3 separate regions of the Homo sapiens genome follow, and regions 1 and 3 are each linked to region 2. The links are chromatin contacts, found by Hi-C or POLR2A ChIA-PET in ENCODE. All regions are on one chromosome and are shown on one strand. Each heading gives the region's core, a stretch centred on a gene start or an enhancer-like site at or near the end of the contact. The rest is flanking DNA. Distances are from core to core; before and after follow the strand shown.

Region 1 (4,072 bases), core at 1,203-3,702, 100 kb before region 2:
CCATTCTACTCAAAGTCATCCCTCTGTTCACAGAGATGGATGCATGTTCTGATTGCCTCTTTGGAGAAGCTCATCAGAAACTCAAAAGAAGGCCACTGTTTGTCTCACCTACCCATGACCTGAAGCCCCTCCCTGAGTGGTCCCCACCTTTCTGGACGGAACCACGTACTTTTTACATACATTGATTCATGTCTCACGTCTCCCTAAAAATGCGTAAGACCAAGCTGTGCCCTGACCACCCTGGGCCCCTGTCGTCAGGACCTCCTGAGGCTTTGGCAAATAAACCTCCTAAAATGATACAAACGTGTCAGTTTTCTCAGTTGACACCCACTCCGTGGAGAGGAGAGGTCTGAGGGCTCCGGACAGCAGAGGGTTGACTGTGGGTCCTGCCCTGATGGCTCCATCTCCCTCATCCCACAGTCCGGGGCTGGAGAAGAAAGTGTTAGAAATGCTTGTTCCCCGGTGCCGTAAAGAAATAGCACTTGAATATAAATGTCATTTCCTCAGCAAGGCCACTGTTTTACTTTCTGCAGAAAGGGTACACTGGCCAGCAGTTTTGCCACGAGAGTATCCAGAACAAAGGAGACAGGGTCATTTATAACCTGACGCGTCCACCCTACTGCTCTGTCCGGTTTCCATTGGCTGGAACGGGACGGTTTCCATTGGCTGGAACGGGACCTCACATTCTGTATTTATCCCGATCGGCTAGCAGCTTGGAACTTTTAAAAAGAGGCAAAGGCAGAGGAGAACAAAGGAAGGAAGAAGTAGCTTGTGGAATGCTAAGAAAGGTAAAAACACCTTCAAATAAGGAAGAGGAACAGGTTATGACCTAATGCTTGCTTGGACCAGTATAAGCATGCCAGGGCAGATATTTAGCCTACATTGTGGGCACTAAGAACATAAAGTATGTTGATTTCCTTATTACATTATATATATTCAATATAACATTAACAATTAATTAACAAAGAATGTTAGCACAGGTCTTTTGTTTGTTTGTTTTTTGAGACAGAGTCTCGCTCTGTCGCCCAGGCTGGAGTGCAGTGGCGCGATCTCGGCTCACTTGCAAGCTCCGCCTCCCGGGTTCACGCCATTCTCCTGCCTCAGCCTCCCGAGTAGCTGGGACTACAGGCGCCCGCCACCACGCCTGGCTAATTTTTTGTATTTTTAGTAGAGACGGGGTTTCACCGTGTTAGCCGGGATGGTCTCGATCTCCTGACCTCGTGATCCGCCCGCCTCGGCCTCCCAAAGTGCTGGGATGACAGGCGTGAGCCACCGCGCCCGGCCTACCACAGGCCTTTGAATACATTTTGCTTCTAAGAGAAGTTACTATTTATTCCTAATTAGATGGGGAGGAAAGTCTCATTTGAAGAGGAACCTCTACTTCACGTTTTACAAAGGGCATTTGGTCTGCCCGCCAGAGATTCCTGTGCTGGGAGGATGGTGGAACGGTCCCCCGGCAAACAGCTCTCATTGCCCCCTGCCCGGGGCAACGCCCCTGAGGGACGGGGACGGCACCCAGCAAGCTCTGCCCGGGGCGGGGAAACGCGAGGGCTTAGTGGTTTCCTCGGTGAGAAGCTTAACCAGGAGTCCCCGAAAGCAGTGAGGGAAGATCCACAGAGGTCGCCTGGGGAAACACACCCAGAGGCGGCTTATGGAGGAGACTGCTTGTGTTTTGAGGTGGCTGCGGGCTGCGGAGGGTTGGGAGGGCCGGGAGGGCGGCCGGAAGCGAGGTCAGGCGATGAAGGCCTGGAGGTGCCAGCCCGGGGGCCCTGGAGAGCCATGGCAGAGTTTACAGCTCTGGAGGCTGCGGTGTCAGAAAGCTCCCTCTGGCGGTCAGGGGGTAACAGCGCGGGATGCTCGCCCGTGTGGCCGCCAATAGGGGCTCAGCGCAGCTGCAGCGGAGCTGGGGAGGGGGCTTCTCCCACGAGGTGAGCTACGCACTCAGACGTTGACTGAGTTAGGCGGAAGGCCAGGCTGAGCTCGACCCCCAGCACCAAGGCTCAGAGATGAACATGAGAAAAGGGTCTGGGGGCCGGGCGCGGGGCTGGGTCCAGCAGTCCTGGGCAGGTCCAGCCCCGCGCATGCTCCGTCAGGCTTCTCTGCTAACCAGGGAGACTGGTTGCTAGGAGACCATGCTAATGAAGGACTCGCTCACTACCCAAATGGCAAGCAATCCGGCTTTGTGCCAGAAACGAAGCACTTCCGAGGCAGCCATTTTGGAGTCTGGCAAAATTCAGGACCGAGGCCAAAGCCAGGAGAGCCAATCAATATACACAAAGAGGGAGGAGAAGAGAGAGTGCCAATAAGGACACAAGGAAAGTGGTAGCGTACCCTTGTCACTTCCCAAAGTCTCCCAGCGGGATACCGGTGCCCTCTGCCCTTAATCAAGATGGCCGCCTTGGGGGGGCTCTAGCGCACAGTGGAATATGGCGGTGCTTCCGGTCCCGCTGCCCTCAGCGAAGATGGCGGCAGTGGAGAAGCGGCGGCAAGCGGTACCACCGCCGGCCGGTTTCACGGACAGCGGCCGCCAGTCGGTATCCCGGGCGGCGGGGGCGGCCGAGAGCGAGGAGGACTTCCTGCGGCAGGTCGGCGTGACGGAAATGCTACGTGCGGCCCTGCTGAAGGTGCTGGAGGCGCGGCCCGAGGAGCCGATCGCCTTCCTGGCTCACTACTTCGAGAACATGGGCCTGCGCTCGCCTGTAAACGGCGGCGCCGGGGAGCCCCCGGGCCAGCTCCTGCTGCAGCAGCAGCGCCTGGGCCGCGCGCTATGGCACCTTCGCCTGGCCCACCACTCCCAGAGGTGCGCAGTGGGCCGGCTTGGGCGGGTGGGGCAGCGATGGACTTCAACTCCCAGCATGCCGCGCGCGGCTCCCTACCCGCAGCGCCGGCGCAGGGGCCCGGGGCTTGCTGGGAGTTGTAGTGCGCGATGCCTTCTTGGGTGGGATGGATCGGACAAGGTGGGCTGGAGGGTCCGGGCTTCGGTCCGGCGCTAGGCAGCGCGCTGCATGCGGCGCGAGTCCTTCTGGCCGGCTTCGCCTTCTGTGATGCCTTTTTGCAGGTGCTGAGTTTCCCCTTGCAGTTCATGATTTTCAAAATCGTGCAGCTCAAGAGGACTTGGCCCGAGGTCGCAGAGCCAGCCCCCGAGCCAGGTCCTCCTAGTCGCCTCCTTAGCAGCCTCATGTTATCCCCGTCCATTCAGCCAGAACGTGAATATTTACAGAGAGCAGCGCAGTCACCCAGGGCCCCCATCTTAGGGGACAGGCTCCCAGCGGGCAGGTGGGGATTCCTGGAAGAGCCTGGCGATGTGCGGGCGGGTTGCAGGGAAGAGGCCCAGCAGGTGCAAATTTAGACCCCGAGTGTGGGGCACACGGGAGGCGGGAAAGCCACGGAATTTGGCTGAAGCATGCGAGGCTGCAGGTGCCTACGCGCGGTGTCCCCTGGCTGGGGCCAGTTCTGAGCCCAGGGAAGGTGGTTGGGGACTATCTGTTGGCGTTGGGGATGGATGGGCTGATGTCTTTTGTTGGGGGGGGGGTCCCCAGAAGCGGAGCCTGAGGTAGGCATTGTGTGTGCAGGTGATTTTACAAGGGGGTGCGCCCAAGAGAACCCAGGAAGGGGGTGGGAAGAGCAGGCAGGGAAGGATGCCAAGCAAAGGTGCCCTTTCAGCCTCATAACCAGGGCATAAGCGCCCACCATGGCAGCCCTCGCCAGAGTCCCAGAGAAGTTCGGGGGGAGAAGAGAGATGGGGAGTGTCCCCCCTACCACGTTCAGGGTGCACAGGTGTCCAAGATCATACTCAGATAAGGGTGGCAGGGTGTTGGGTACCTGGACAAGGAGCAGACTTGCTCCGGTGGCCCAGTGGCTCTGAAGGCCCCGCCCGATGATTTGCTGGAGCCAGGTGGGAGGGGAGCGGGCAAGGGCAGGCCCAGAGGGTCAGTGGAGCCGTTTACTGCGATGGAAGGCCCCTGGTTTGAAGAAGCTGCCAGAGCCACTTGCGGATTAAGTTGGAGGCTGGGAGGAGCCTGGAGACAGGAAGGTAGAAAGAAGCGTCTGCAACTGACGTGGGGCCAGGACA
Region 2 (4,451 bases), core at 1,054-3,553:
AGAGCCAGACTTTGTCTCAAAAAAAATAAATAAAAATAAGTAAAAGCAAAAGGAAGAGGCCGGGCGCGGTGGCTCACGCCTGTAATCCCAGCACTTTGGGAGGCCGAGGTGGGGCTGATCACCTGAGGTCAGGAGTTTGAGACCAGCCTGACCAACATGGAGAAACCCCGTCTCTACTAAAAATACAAAACTAGCTTGGCGTGGTGGCGCATGCCTGTAATCCCAGCTACTTGAGAGGCCAAGGCAGGAGAATCGCTTGAACCCGGGAGCGGAGGCTGCCGTGAGCCAAGATCGTGCCACTGCACTCCAGCCTGGGCGACAAGAGCGAAACTCCGTCAAAAAAGAAGGAATAATAAATGAAGTTAGGTCCCAGATACTCCTTGCTTCCTAGCTGAGATGTGCTGACTGTTAAGAAGGGTTAGTTATGGGAGCCCTCGGCCGCTACAGTCAGGTTAGTGGCCAGTGAGCCTTTGTCCCTGCCTGGGGAGTGCTGTGCCCCAGCGTCCAGCCACATATGGGACTTGGGATGTGTTTGGTTTGGACACAGAGCAGGTGGGCATTGATGGGGTCAGGAGCTACAGAGGGAAGACCCGCCAGTGCCCCTCCCCAGAGCCTGGCACAGCTGCCCAGGCTGAGGCAGCCCATTGTCTGGCTGCCACCCGCACATGCGGTCCCATTTCCTGAACAGAGCCCCGCGGCTCCCCTTTCCCGGCCGGGTCAGCTGAGGACTTGGTGCGGCAGGACCTCCTGGGCCGGCCTGGTGTCTCTGCCCGCCCTGCCCCTCTGCTCTGGCCCAGATGCTCCCTGGAACTTTTGCCCCCTCTTGACCTCACAGATGCTCTGATCTCAGAGGCTGCAAAAGGCGGGACCCAGACTCTCGCCCTTGGGGTCTCAGTTTCCCCAGGAGTGAAGCGGGCAGGTAGAATCAGCCCTGGCCCTCCTGCCAACTCACTGTGACAAGTGTGCAAACCATGTCATCTACCTGGGTCTCCATTTCTCTTGGTTACCTCTGAACATGGGGAGCTCACCACCTCCAGTGCTTGGCAGAGGGTGGGCGCTGGGCCCTTGAGGACCGAGGGCTCCTGGGGCGTGAGCACCTGCCCACCACCGCCCCTCCTGCTGGCCTTGCAGAACCACTCGTGGAGTGAACTGTACTCCTTCGCACTCTTCAAGGCCATGAGCCACATGCTGTGCATCGGGTACGGCCGGCAGGCGCCCGAGAGCATGACGGACATCTGGCTGACCATGCTCAGCATGATTGTGGGTGCCACCTGCTACGCCATGTTCATCGGCCACGCCACTGCCCTCATCCAGTCGCTGGACTCCTCGCGGCGCCAGTACCAGGAGAAGGTCTGAGGGAGGCGGGCCCCGGCCTGGGTTCTGATGGGGGAGGCGGGCCTGGATCTGGGGTCTGAGAGAGAGTCAGGCCAGGCCCTGGGGTCTGATGGAGGGAGGCAGGCCCGGTCCTGGGGTCTGAGGCTGGAGGGAGGCCTTGCCCTGGGGTCTGAGGGCGGAGGTAGTCCTTGTCCCGGGGTCTGAGGGGAGGGGCGGGCCCGGCCCCGGGGTCTGAGGGGAGAGGCAGTCTCAGCCCTTCACTCAGCTTCAAGTGGCGCGCTCAGGGCAGAGACCGCGTGATGGGGAGCAGGGGACCCTGGGGGTCTGTGGCTGTGATTAGGAGGAGAAACGGCCGGTGGTGAGAGGTTCTCTGACCCTGTGACAGGGAGGGAGGTCCAGAGCCTGGAGATGGACGTGGGGCGGGGGCTGGGGAGGGGATGCAGGCTGGGCAGGAAGGGGTGAGTTGGGATCAGGGCAGGACAGGGTCAGTCTTTGGACATCGGGAAGCCCCCGGGCTGAAGGGGCATTGCCAGGAGGCTGGGCCCACCTGGGGGTCTCTAGGCCGGCTCAGGATGGGGCTGGGTTAGGGAAGGGCCTGGCGGGGTCTGAGAGGCCTGGGGTTGCTTCAGGACACGCCGGTGGCCGGCAGTCAGGGCCAGGCTTCAGGGAGAGCAAGGCTGCCCCACTGCTCAGATGCGGCCTCTGGCCTGCAGCGTCCATTGGGTTAATCCTAGGCTTGGCAGTGGAGGGGACACGGGGGAGCTGGGAGGGGTGGAGGGAGATTAGGATTGGCCCCATTGGCAGCCCCTGGAGTTGGGCCTCATGCACCACTCTGTGCCTCAGTTTCCCCATGTTAGGCGGCTGGCTGGTCCTGGCTGGGAGCCAAGTGCCCCCCTCTCCCGCGCCCCGAGCAGTGGCTGGCTGGGTCAGCTGGGCCCCGTGCCAGGCGCCCTGCTGTCCGGAAGCCACGGGCCTCACACCCAAACATAAGCTGGTGCCACCACCCGCCCGCCGTCACGGGTTCCGCTGAGCTCAGGGCAGCTGCGGCCGGGCGGGGCTGGGGCGGAAGTGAGGCTGGAGCTGCCGGGGGGCACCGTCCTGGGGACAGCAGGGCCTGGCACCCCCGCCCAGCACCCACGCTCCCTTCCCTGCTCAGGAGGGGCTGACCCGATGGTTTCTGGAAAGATCATCAGGGAAGGGCCAGAGCCCCCGGGAAGGGGGTCCTGTGTGTCAGGGTACCTGGGGCCTCTCCTCGTAGAGTCAGGTGCCCACCCATTCCTCAGGGATAGGGTTGCTAGATAAAGTTCAGGGCACCCGGCCTGGTGCAGTGGCTCCTGCCTGTAATCCCGGCACTCTGGGAGGCCGAGACAGGCCGATCGCCTGAGGTCAGGAGTTTAAGACCAGCCTGAGCAACACGGCGAGACCTCATCGCTACAAAAAATTAAAAAATTAGCAGGGCAGGGTGGTGCACACCTGTAATCCCCACTACTCAGGAGGCCGAGGTGGGAGGATCCCTTGAGCCCAGGAGTTCAAGACCAGCCTGTGCAATATGGCGAGACCTCATCTCCACAAAAAATAAAAGAATCAGCCAGGCGTGGTGGCGCACACCTGCAGTCCCTGCTACTCAGGAGGCTGAGGTGGGAGGATTGCTTGAGCCCATAGGCGGAGGCTGCAGTGAGCTGTGATTGCACCACTGCACTCCAGCGTGGGCCACAGAGCGAGACAGTGTCTCAGAAAAAAAAAATGGAATTTATCATTGAAACGAATTCAACTTTGATTTAAATAGAAGCATGTTTATTTGCTCTTGTTGAATCTGGCCGCCCCTGTGTGTGGCGGAGGCCTGTCTCCCCGCTGTGGGCGGGGGCTTTGTCTGACCCAGCCCTGACCCCCCACAGTACAAGCAGGTGTGAAGGCCTATCTCCCCGCCACAGGCCGGGGGGCTGTCTGACCCACAAGCAGGTGCCCGTGTGCCCGCTGCAGGCTGGGGGCGGTGTCTGACCCAGCCTCGCCTCCCCACAGTACAAGCAGGTGCCCCTGTGCCCGCTGCAGGCCGGGGGCGGTGTCTGACCCAGCCTCGCCTCCTCCCCACAGTACAAGCAGGTGGAGCAGTACATGTCCTTCCACAAGCTGCCAGCTGACTTCCGCCAGAAGATCCACGACTACTATGAGCACCGTTACCAGGGCAAGATGTTTGACGAGGACAGCATCCTGGGCGAGCTCAACGGGCCCCTGCGGGAGGTGAGGCGGGCGCCGGGCGGGCGGGAGGCAGCCTCCGGTACAGGGCCGGCCTCCCTCTCCTGGAGCCCAGGAGCCGGTCCCTGAGGGAGGCGAGGTGCCTAGGCTGCAGCAGGAGGGACTCGAGCTAGACCTGCGTACACACCCTCCCCTCCCCGCCCCGTGAGCCTCTGCACCCCCAGGACCCCCGCCACCCCCGCCTTGCTTCCCGCTGCCCCCTTAGCAGAACTGCCTGGGTCTGTGCCTGACAGGGCGGGGCAGAAGCAGGGCAGGGGGTGGGGAGGGAGGAGCCGCAGAGGCCCCGCTGAGCACCAGGTCCTGGGGGCACTGAGGCTGATTGGAGCGGGTTTAACTCCCAGCTCTGTTCCGGTAGCCTGAGTGACCCTGGGCAAGTTTCCCAGGGTTGCGGGAACAAATACCCACAGGCTGAGTGGCTTGAACAGCGGAGATTCGGCCTCCCACCGTCCTGGAGGCCGGAAGCCCAACATCAAGGCGTGGGCCGGGCCGTGCTACCCCCCCGGAGCCCCTGGGGAGGATCCTTCCTGCCTCTTCCGGCGTCTGGGGCTCCAGGCGCCCTTGGCTTGCAGATTGATCTCCCTGATCTCTGCCTCCATCTGCTCACAGCCTTCTCCCCTGTGTGTCTCTGTCTCTTCTTGTAAATTCATCCGTCGTTGGATCAGGGCCCACCCGGTTCCTCGTGGCCTCGCCTTAACTGGGCCATGTCTGCAGAGACCCTATTTCCACATAAGGTCCTATTCACAGGAACCGGGGGTCAGGATGTCAGCCTGTCTTTCTGGGAGATGTAGTTCAACCCACAACACACATCAAACAGTTATTGAGCGCCGACTGCGTGCCCTGCCGTGTGCTTGAAGGTCCCACCC
Region 3 (3,879 bases), core at 20-2,519, 72 kb after region 2:
CTGCGGGGCAGCTCCTGGTTCAGAGGCCTAGGGCTGTGGGGGGCCCCCTCCCCTGGAATCGCTCCCCAGGCCAGGAGGGCCGTCCAGCGCCCCGCCCTCCCCGACGCCTCCTGGGGGAAGGTCCTGGCAGCCCCAGACTCGCGCCTGGCAAGGGCGGAACACCCCAGGCTGACGCAGCTGGGGCCCCTCCGGCCTTCCCAGAAGAGCGCGTGCATCGGGAGCAGACGTCAGCCAGCTGCAAGGAGGAGCGGCCCGGGGCTGCGTAGCTCCGCTGGACCCCGATTCCGGGCAGAGACCCCCCCCCGCCCCGGCCCGCGCGCACCGAGCCCAGCCCCCGCCCCCCAGCGCAGGCGCAGCGCGGACCTCGGCCCCACCGGTCCCGCGCCCGGACCCTGAGCCCTGCCCCTGGGAACCCGAGGGCCCCGACTCCGACTGACCCTGACCTGGGACGGCGCCCCCGCCTCCGCCCTGCAGAAGGGGCGCAGGGAGGGGCCCCGAGGCCTTCGCGCGGCCCCACGCCCGGGACCCTCCCGCGCCCGGCCCCACGCGCGTGTCCTCTGTCCGCAGATTCGTGCGACGGCGTGGAGTGCGGCCCGGGCAAGGCGTGCCGCATGCTGGGGGGCCGCCCGCGCTGCGAGTGCGCGCCCGACTGCTCGGGGCTCCCGGCGCGGCTGCAGGTCTGCGGCTCAGACGGCGCCACCTACCGCGACGAGTGCGAGCTGCGCGCCGCGCGCTGCCGCGGCCACCCGGACCTGAGCGTCATGTACCGGGGCCGCTGCCGCAGTACGTGGGGGCGTGGTCTGTGGAGGGGCGGGGCGGGACCTACCGGACCTGCGCGTCATGTATCGAGGCTGCTGCCGCAGTAGGCGGGGGCGGGGCCTGGGGCGGGACCACCCGGACCTGAGCGTGACGTATCGGGGCTGCTACCGCAATGCGTGAGGGCCAGGCCTGCGGGGGCGGGGCCTGCTGGAGGGGCGGGGCCTGCTGGAGGGGCGGGGCCGCTGCCGCAGTGCGTAGGGGCGGGGCCTCCAGCCCAGGACAGGTCACATGGGTGGCGGTGGGGCCTGAGTAAGGGCGTCTTTATACTTCCGAGGGAGTATCACGGGGTAGGGTCTTTTGTAGGGTTGGGATTTGGAAAATAGTGGGCCTCTGGGGGCTCACACTGGGCAAGAGGTATGTGGCATGGTCAGAGCGGGAGCGTGACTCAGAGAGGGGCTTGTGGGTGTAACCAGAGGGGCATGATGGAACCAGGGGGGTGAGACTGGGTCATGTAAGGGGCGGGGCTCTTGGCTGGGGCGTGGTTCCTGGGTGGAGATGGGCGGGGATTTGTGGGTGGAGTTTGGGTGGGCGGCCCCGCAGTCGCGGAGGGGCGGGGCTTTGGGTAGCATAAGGGGCAGGAGCTCACGAAAGAGGTGTGGCTCCTGGGTACAATGGGAAGGGCAGGGCTTGTGGGTGGAGCCTGAGGGGTGGAATGGAGAGGGGGGCTCACGGGGGGCGGGGGGGTGCTTGTGTCTCCTACCAGAGGGTTTTCGCATCTTGGGGGTTAAGGGTGGGTCTTGGGGCCAAGAGCCCTGCGGGGTTCTCAGCGAGATGTCCCCTGAACTTCCCCTGGCACCCGGCCTGCAGAGTCCTGTGAGCACGTGGTGTGCCCGCGGCCACAGTCGTGCGTCGTGGACCAGACGGGCAGCGCCCACTGCGTGGTGTGTCGAGCGGCGCCCTGCCCTGTGCCCTCCAGCCCCGGCCAGGAGCTTTGCGGCAACAACAACGTCACCTACATCTCCTCGTGCCACATGCGCCAGGCCACCTGCTTCCTGGGCCGCTCCATCGGCGTGCGCCACGCGGGCAGCTGCGCAGGTGCAGACGCAGGGCGGGGGCACAGGCCTGTCCTGGGGGCCGGAGAACCCCCTGCCCTGCGCCCTCAATGCTCTTATCGACCCTTGCAGGCACCCCTGAGGAGCCGCCAGGTGGTGAGTCTGCAGAAGAGGAAGAGAACTTCGTGTGAGCCTGCAGGACAGGCCTGGGCCTGGTGCCCGAGGCCCCCCATCATCCCCTGTTATTTATTGCCACAGCAGAGTCTAATTTATATGCCACGGACACTCCTTAGAGCCCGGATTCGGACCACTTGGGGATCCCAGAACCTCCCTGACGATATCCTGGAAGGACTGAGGAAGGGAGGCCTGGGGGCCGGCTGGTGGGTGGGATAGACCTGCGTTCCGGACACTGAGCGCCTGATTTAGGGCCCTTCTCTAGGATGCCCCAGCCCCTACCCTAAGACCTATTGCCGGGGAGGATTCCACACTTCCGCTCCTTTGGGGATAAACCTATTAATTATTGCTACTATCAAGAGGGCTGGGCATTCTCTGCTGGTAATTCCTGAAGAGGCATGACTGCTTTTCTCAGCCCCAAGCCTCTAGTCTGGGTGTGTACGGAGGGTCTAGCCTGGGTGTGTACGGAGGGTCTAGCCTGGGTGAGTACGGAGGGTCTAGCCTGGGTGAGTACGGAGGGTCTAGCCTGGGTGAGTACGGAGGGTCTAGCCTGGGTGTGTATGGAGGATCTAGCCTGGGTGAGTATGGAGGGTCTAGCCTGGGTGAGTATGGAGGGTCTAGCCTGGGTGTGTATGGAGGGTCTAGCCTGGGTGAGTATGGAGGGTCTAGCCTGGGTGTGTATGGAGGGTCTAGCCTGGGTGAGTATGGAGGGTCTAGCCTGGGTGTGTACGGAGGGTCTAGTCTGAGTGCGTGTGGGGACCTCAGAACACTGTGACCTTAGCCCAGCAAGCCAGGCCCTTCATGAAGGCCAAGAAGGCTGCCACCATTCCCTGCCAGCCCAAGAACTCCAGCTTCCCCACTGCCTCTGTGTGCCCCTTTGCGTCCTGTGAAGGCCATTGAGAAATGCCCAGTGTGCCCCCTGGGAAAGGGCACGGCCTGTGCTCCTGACACGGGCTGTGCTTGGCCACAGAACCACCCAGCGTCTCCCCTGCTGCTGTCCACGTCAGTTCATGAGGCAACGTCGCGTGGTCTCAGACGTGGAGCAGCCAGCGGCAGCTCAGAGCAGGGCACTGTGTCCGGCGGAGCCAAGTCCACTCTGGGGGAGCTCTGGCGGGGACCACGGGCCACTGCTCACCCACTGGCCCCGAGGGGGGTGTAGACGCCAAGACTCACGCATGTGTGACATCCGGAGTCCTGGAGCCGGGTGTCCCAGTGGCACCACTAGGTGCCTGCTGCCTCCACAGTGGGGTTCACACCCAGGGCTCCTTGGTCCCCCACAACCTGCCCCGGCCAGGCCTGCAGACCCAGACTCCAGCCAGACCTGCCTCACCCACCAATGCAGCCGGGGCTGGCGACACCAGCCAGGTGCTGGTCTTGGGCCAGTTCTCCCACGACGGCTCACCCTCCCCTCCATCTGCGTTGATGCTCAGAATCGCCTACCTGTGCCTGCGTGTAAACCACAGCCTCAGACCAGCTATGGGGAGAGGACAACACGGAGGATATCCAGCTTCCCCGGTCTGGGGTGAGGAATGTGGGGAGCTTGGGCATCCTCCTCCAGCCTCCTCCAGCCCCCAGGCAGTGCCTTACCTGTGGTGCCCAGAAAAGTGCCCCTAGGTTGGTGGGTCTACAGGAGCCTCAGCCAGGCAGCCCACCCCACCCTGGGGCCCTGCCTCACCAAGGAAATAAAGACTCAAGCCATTTTGGGGTGTCCAGGCCTCAGTTTGTCTCCTCTCTCAAGGCTTCAGGCCGCCCCCACGGCTGTGGGATGGGCAGCCTGGGGCCTGGGGTGCCGCATGGGTGCTCTGGAGGCACGGGAAGAGAGACCCAGCATTAGTCCTTGGGCAGCCTCTGGCCGCCTCTGGGCCTCAGTGCCTCTCCAGGCAGTGGACAAGCC

The links. Hi-C counts contacts between places; a loop is a spot of excess contacts on that map. ChIA-PET counts read pairs that join two places held with the same protein, here RNA polymerase II (POLR2A). Pooled maps may share reads with other maps.
Region 1: a loop to region 2 is called in a pooled map, with 7 times the contacts of the local background. The contact joins the promoter of TPGS1 here to the enhancer-like site in region 2. A Hi-C loop is called at or near these places in 1 of 168 maps with a recorded cell type or tissue (naive thymus-derived CD4-positive, alpha-beta T cell), 1 of 37 single-sample maps with no recorded cell type and 9 of 50 pooled maps. POLR2A ChIA-PET finds 5 or more read pairs at or near these places in 9 of 52 experiments (CD4-positive, alpha-beta T cell, CD4-positive, alpha-beta memory T cell, activated CD4-positive, alpha-beta memory T cell and 5 more).
Region 3: a map of naive thymus-derived CD4-positive, alpha-beta T cell shows a loop between it and region 2 (9-fold over the local background). The contact joins two enhancer-like sites. A Hi-C loop is called at or near these places in 3 of 168 maps with a recorded cell type or tissue (CD4-positive, alpha-beta T cell and naive thymus-derived CD4-positive, alpha-beta T cell), 4 of 37 single-sample maps with no recorded cell type and 12 of 50 pooled maps. POLR2A ChIA-PET finds 5 or more read pairs at or near these places in 4 of 52 experiments (CD4-positive, alpha-beta T cell, CD4-positive, alpha-beta memory T cell, T-cell and 1 more).

Annotation. Positions count from the first base shown.
Region 1 is chr19:505,045-509,116 of GRCh38, forward strand. TPGS1 (tubulin polyglutamylase complex subunit 1) reads left to right here and starts at 2,453. Exons shown (of 2, transcript NM_033513.3): 1 at 2,453-2,800. The coding sequence starts at 2,463. MADCAM1-AS1 (MADCAM1 antisense RNA 1) reads right to left here and starts at 2,845. Exons shown (of 3, transcript XR_936221.4): 1 at 2,332-2,845. It overlaps MADCAM1 (mucosal vascular addressin cell adhesion molecule 1), which reads left to right. Exons shown (of 5, transcript NM_130760.3): 5 at 1-299. RefSeq lists enhancers at 1,529-2,386, 2,259-2,598 and a silencer at 1,599-1,728.
Region 2 is chr19:606,833-611,283 of GRCh38, forward strand. It overlaps HCN2 (hyperpolarization activated cyclic nucleotide gated potassium and sodium channel 2), which reads left to right. Exons shown (of 8, transcript NM_001194.4): 4 at 1,132-1,350; 5 at 3,427-3,573. LOC107987266 (a long non-coding RNA gene) reads right to left here. Exons shown (of 2, transcript XR_001753828.2): 2 at 3,108-4,322. Among named protein-coding and RNA genes, the nearest start is that of HCN2, 19 kb to the left of the region's middle. RefSeq lists an enhancer at 4,078-4,387. Within about 2 kb of position 2,304, at least 5 of the 41 ENCODE cell types and tissues checked have a DNase peak (open chromatin) inside an H3K27ac peak, as active enhancers do.
Region 3 is chr19:679,707-683,585 of GRCh38, forward strand. It overlaps FSTL3 (follistatin like 3), which reads left to right. Exons shown (of 5, transcript NM_005860.3): 3 at 568-783; 4 at 1,627-1,854; 5 at 1,944-3,679. The coding sequence ends at 2,002. Among named protein-coding and RNA genes, the nearest start is that of FSTL3, 5.3 kb to the left of the region's middle. RefSeq lists silencers at 1-306, 337-1,116, 1,307-1,406 and enhancers at 1,227-1,776, 1,777-2,325. Within about 2 kb of position 1,270, at least 41 of the 41 ENCODE cell types and tissues checked have a DNase peak (open chromatin) inside an H3K27ac peak, as active enhancers do.